2 separate regions of the Homo sapiens genome follow, and region 2 is linked to region 1. A link is a contact called in ENCODE Hi-C or POLR2A ChIA-PET data. All regions are on one chromosome and are shown on one strand. Each heading gives the region's core, a stretch centred on a gene start or an enhancer-like site at or near the end of the contact. The rest is flanking DNA. Distances are from core to core; before and after follow the strand shown.

Evidence for each region. A loop is a pair of places that touch in the nucleus more often than their neighbours do. ChIA-PET counts read pairs that join two places held with the same protein, here RNA polymerase II (POLR2A). Pooled maps may share reads with other maps.
Region 2: a loop to region 1 is called in a pooled map, with 2.2 times the contacts of the local background. The contact joins two enhancer-like sites. A Hi-C loop is called at or near these places in 2 of 37 single-sample maps with no recorded cell type and 3 of 50 pooled maps. POLR2A ChIA-PET finds 5 or more read pairs at or near these places in 4 of 52 experiments (AG04450, CD8-positive, alpha-beta T cell, HEK293 and 1 more).

Annotation. Positions count from the first base shown.
Region 1 is chr21:29,341,359-29,344,102 of GRCh38, forward strand. It overlaps BACH1 (BTB domain and CNC homolog 1), which reads left to right. Exons shown (of 5, transcript NM_001186.4): 5 at 1,041-2,744. The coding sequence ends at 1,475. Among named protein-coding and RNA genes, the nearest start is that of BACH1-IT2, 30 kb to the right of the region's middle. RefSeq lists an enhancer at 762-1,961. Within about 2 kb of position 1,418, at least 22 of the 41 ENCODE cell types and tissues checked have a DNase peak (open chromatin) inside an H3K27ac peak, as active enhancers do.
Region 2 is chr21:29,116,125-29,118,868 of GRCh38, forward strand. It overlaps a transcript of MAP3K7CL not described here. Among named protein-coding and RNA genes, the nearest start is that of MAP3K7CL, 13 kb to the right of the region's middle. Within about 2 kb of position 1,418, at least 2 of the 41 ENCODE cell types and tissues checked have a DNase peak (open chromatin) inside an H3K27ac peak, as active enhancers do.

The DNA of each region.
Region 1 (2,744 bases), core at 168-2,667:
ATTTCATAAGAAAAACGTTTGACTTTCTAGCAAGTGTTTATTTACTCTTTTCTTATAAATACCTTGATTATTTGGTTTCCTGGCTCATAATAGATTAGAAGCAATAAGATGTTAGAACAAGAAGGATGAAATGGGATGATAATAGAAAAGACATGCTGTCAGCAGTGATAAGTGACATGGACAGGAAGGCAGGAACCAGAAAAACTTTTGAAAAATTCTGTGGTAGACTTTCTTATAGGGGTAATATCTTAAAATTATAATAATAACAAAAATGGTAATTAGCAAGCACAAAATTACCCCCCCGAATTCTTCACACTTTAGTAACTCACCCACCGGCTGTCTCTAGGCATCTTAAATTCAGTCCCATCCCTTCAGTGGGTTTGATGTTGCTTAAATCAAGAGAGGTGTTGTGTGGATTACATAGCTGAGATTGCATGTTGGAAAACATTTAGCACAATATCTGTCAGAGAATCTGCTCAACAAATGCTGGTCATTAGTTGAATCTTGCAATGCTTTGAGTCTCAGTAATTAAGTTATGCTAACTGTACTTTTACTTTTTTTCTTGTATCCCATCCAAAATGCCATCCATACCTGTTATGTACAGTCTGTAAATCCAGAAAGCTCCAAAAACCGTATGTTTGTCACAAACTCTTTTGACCGAAAAACTGCCCCAAATTGACATTAGACTACATAGTCTTTATCCTACTTTCTTCATTATTTGCTATTTTAATGTTTACCTAGAAATGTAAAGATAGTTGATAGGGAAGTGCTGCCCCAGGCCTGCTAGAGAAATTATGTGTGCACCCATACTGTCTTTCCAAAACCTGAAAAATGCTTTGTGCCAAAATACATCTGCCCCAAGAGTTTTGGGTGGGAGATTCTGGGCCTTTAGTATTTAATGTATAATTGAATGGAATTGAAAGGATAAACTCCATGTGATCTTACTTGATGAGAAGCCCCTGTATATTATTTGATCGCCTTGGAAATGTTGATTGAGCTAATAAACACAAGCCATTGTGTTCTCTTTCCCCACTTCACAGCAAAGTGAAAAGGAGAGCTTGTTGAAGGAAAGAGATCACATTTTGTCAACTCTGGGTGAGACAAAGCAGAACCTAACTGGACTTTGCCAGAAAGTTTGTAAAGAAGCAGCTCTGAGTCAAGAACAAATACAGATACTCGCCAAGTACTCAGCTGCAGATTGCCCACTTTCATTTTTAATTTCTGAAAAAGATAAAAGTACTCCTGATGGTGAACTGGCGTTACCATCAATTTTCAGTTTATCTGACCGGCCTCCAGCAGTGCTGCCTCCCTGTGCCAGAGGAAACAGTGAGCCTGGCTACGCGCGAGGGCAGGAGTCCCAGCAGATGTCCACAGCCACCTCTGAGCAAGCTGGGCCTGCGGAACAGTGTCGTCAGAGTGGTGGGATCTCAGATTTCTGTCAGCAGATGACTGATAAATGTACTACTGATGAGTAAACTTGCATTCACTTCCTTCAAACCATCTAATTTTCTCCTGAAGTTTTGGCAGCGTCTTGAAAGCCTAATATGACCATCTGTTGCTCAACAATACTGTTTTTTTCCTTTAGTAGTTTACCATAAGGGAATTTCCTTTAAGTCAACCATGATTTCTCCTTGATTTCTACAAGAGACAAAGAAATGATTTTGCCTCCTGGATATCAGAAAAATCCATGTGAAAATGTAGTAAACCTTTAAAACTCATGTTTTAAAGAATAATAACTCTAGTAATAACTCTTCCTGCTATTCAGAATAAGTAGGAGAATGAAAACTGCAGCATATCAGACAGCAATTTAACAGCTTGAAACATCTACAGATAGTTCCTACTAAAAGAAGTGGCCTGCAGAAGTTTAATAATTTGACTTTTTTCTAATATTTTAGTTTGAAAGAAAATTTCTTCCCAAGCAATGCTAATAGAGTTCTATTCTTAGAAGCAGGGTGTCAGCTACTGGGAATATTTTTGTAGAGCTGCATTGTGAAAAAAAGATGGTCTTACCTGAATCTTAGGGCTTTGTTCTTCGGCTCCTAAAATCAGGCTTTAAGCTACATTGGGAAGATTTAGTAAATAGGCAAGTGGTTGGCCTAAGACGGGGGCTGCTTCTCCTCTTCAGTATGGACTCTAGAAAGTCTGGCTACATGAATAGATTTAAGTGTCACTTTCCCTCCCTGCCCCCCGCTTCAGTCTCTACCATATCTGGTCCCATCATGGACTTCCTATTTCCTGGCATTTTTGTCCCTTTGGAAGAAGAAATAGGACTCAGAATACAGTGGCATGAGTGATTACACTGGCAGCATTATCTCAGGCTCCCTAGAATCTGGAGAGCTTACCAACATGTAAAGCTGTTCATTTTTCCACCGTGGGTCACCAATGCCAGAAAACCAGACATCACGGGGAAAGAATGTTGCTTACTTTTTACCAGGAGTGCAGTTCATTTTTTTCACCCTGTTTTTGAAGTCGTATTATTCACTTGTAAAAATGATTGTAACAGATAAAAAATGTATCTGCAGCAACTCTGCAGGTTTGTGAAATAGGATGAAACTCAATCTTTTTCTATTGTGGGTTTGCATTTGAAAAGCAGGTTGAATCCTTGCTCTCTTCTCCAAATTTGGTGTGGTATAAAGACACACAAATCATTTTAACTTGGACATTTAAAGATCAGTCTTAGTGTTTGTTCAGTCCTGTTACAAAATAGATAACTGAGCACCTATCGCATAACATTTTGCGGTGGC
Region 2 (2,744 bases), core at 168-2,667, 230 kb before region 1:
AGTGGCGACGGGTAGTTCATGAGTTTTGTTTTTATTCGTTATTTCTATTTCCAGTGCTATAGCAGGCTACAATAAATCTTCAGCTATACTAACTCTGTCACTGAACAAGCCATGAGATTCTTACCTTGTTAAGTCACATGAATTTAGAAGAGTCAAGTAAATGACATCTGGGATCTTGGTAGCAACACGTGAAGAAAACTTATAAGTACAAATATTTAAAAAATATAAATGTAAATATAAATGATGGATGAGTTTTCTCGAGTAAAATCAGAGGATGATTTAGATGATCTGAAAGAAGCCTTCTAGCTCTAACATTAGTAACAGAATCACATGGGCCTCAATTCTTTCCTACTGCCCATGTAGCCACAAATGGAAAGATCTCGTTGAAATGACTATTTTTTTTGTTCCTAATGTGTCCTTAAAGAAAATTATTAAAAATATCTCAGGTCAATGACAGATAAAATTTTCCTAAAGTCTTCCTTTAAGAAACCCAAAGAGAGTACAAACTTCTGTCTGTATTCTGATTCATCTTCATTTAGTTTTTCTTGATAAACAGGGAATGTCATTCTTGTTCATTCTGAATTTCAGAATCTAAATTTGGAAAAAGAATACTAAAAGCATGCTAATTAGGCTCTTCAAAGAGTTCTTTAAAAATTTGAATATATAAATAATTTTATCATTCAGGGTGTGAATCAGCTATAGTTAGTCCAAAAAGCTTTTTAAAGCAATATACTTTTTCATGTTCAGGAATGATTTCCTGATATATAAATAACTTCCATTGCCATGGTACTTAGGCCATAAAGGGCCCTGCAGAACACACTTGTCTAATTTGAATTGTTTAGATTAATTTGGCAACTGGTGAAATATCACTTTGATTCTAATTATTGTCATGCTCACCTTGAGTAAGGCTTTTTGTGGTTTAATAATGCATACTCTTATTTCAAACACAAAAGCATCTGTGAAATCTGTCTTAACTATCAATATATTTCTTCTATTTGACATAATTTAATTTAATTTAATATAATTAATATACATTATAAGATCCTTAAATCTCAAAAGAAGATAATCTCCTGTCCTTCACTAGAATTTTTCTGTTCCAGGAAAATGTCATTTTCTATTTGTGGACTCTTCTAGGAAATCTTCATTCCCATTTAGCTGGAGCGGTGATGGAAAGCTATTCCTTCTCTGATGGACTTAACAATGCTATTTCTGTATCTCATTTGTGAGGCTGGGCAGCCATTCATTTGTGGTTAATACTGTAATTCTTAAAATGTATTTTTAAGAAGTGGATAGAAATATCTGATGCTCCATTTTAGTTTGAATGCTATCACTGCTGAAGCACACACAAAACTGTCAGCAAAATGCTGTTTGTATTGGACAACTCCTGTGAATTGAAAGTAGCTAAGCTAAAAAAAGGAAAATTGACAGGTGCCTTATTAGGCCCCAGTGATTAGTCATTTTTGTGTCTGCACAAGTAATTGACACTCACTTCTAAACAAGGATTGTGCATTTGCATGCTTTCAGGAAGAAGTCCTGCTGGGTGATTCTAATCTACTATTTTAGGATGTGATGGCTTAATTTGAAAAATGTTTTTATGAACAAAACATGATCTCTTTCTTGTCACTTTTTTGAATGTCCTCAGGTTTCACAGTGTGATCAGGGACTGAATGGATTTTATTCGGGTACCAAATATCCGATGACTAAATGGGTTTGGCAGTAAAATTGAGGGTTGTGTTGGTAACTACCTTCCACAGGAAGAAGAGATTATCTTTATTCTGTTCTTTTCTTGACGACTGCTGTAAAATGTATTTTTGGTTTGTTACAAACCAGTTGAATCTTTACAGAATTAAAACCAGAGAAGAAATTCTGTGGATAATTATTTTTTTATTCAGGGACTGGCTCCACCTACTACAATTTAGAATTGTAAGAAACTTTAGAGAGTATTAATTTAATTTTTTTAAATTAAAAAAATTTTTTTTGAGACGGACTCTTGCACTGTTGCCCAGGCTGGAGTACAGTGGCATGATCTCAGATCACTGCAACCTCCACCTCCTGGTTCAAGTGATTCTCCTGCCTCAGCCTCCTGAGTAGCTGGGATTACAGGTGCGTGCAACCACACCTGGCTAATTTTTGTATTTTCAGTAGAGACAGCGTTTCACCATGTGGAGCAGGCTGGTCTTGAACTCCTGACCTCAGGTGATTTGCCTGCCTCGGCCTCCCAAAGTGTCTTAACTTTTCTCCATGTGTGTCCCTGACTTTTATGGGTACCTTCCCTATTAGGCACTTGCATCCCAGGTTCAATTTAGTTCCAGAAATATTTACTGAGGCCCTGCTAAGGGCAAGGCACTGATCATGTGTCTTTGGTTGAATTGGGGGTGACAGTGGGATGGTAAATGGAAGCAGCACAATGTGGTACTCAGTGCATTAGCAGGAGAATGAACAAAGGGTTTTGGGAGGACAGGGGTTGAAATGACTACACAGACAAGGTGACAGGAGTGAGGGCCTTGATCTGTGAAGGCACAAAGTTGGCAATGAGGCCATAGTATCTGAAAACACTGAGAGAAGTTCGGTGTGACCCCACTGTAGGGAAGGTGGGAGCATGAGATGAGTATGGAGGAAAGGAGGACAAATTATGAAGGGCTTTGGATGCCAAACTAAAGACGTGATTCTTTAGGCAAGAGTGAGCCAACAAATGGATCTTTAAACATTTTAATTTTTCTTTAAGTTGTGCATGCGCATATGTT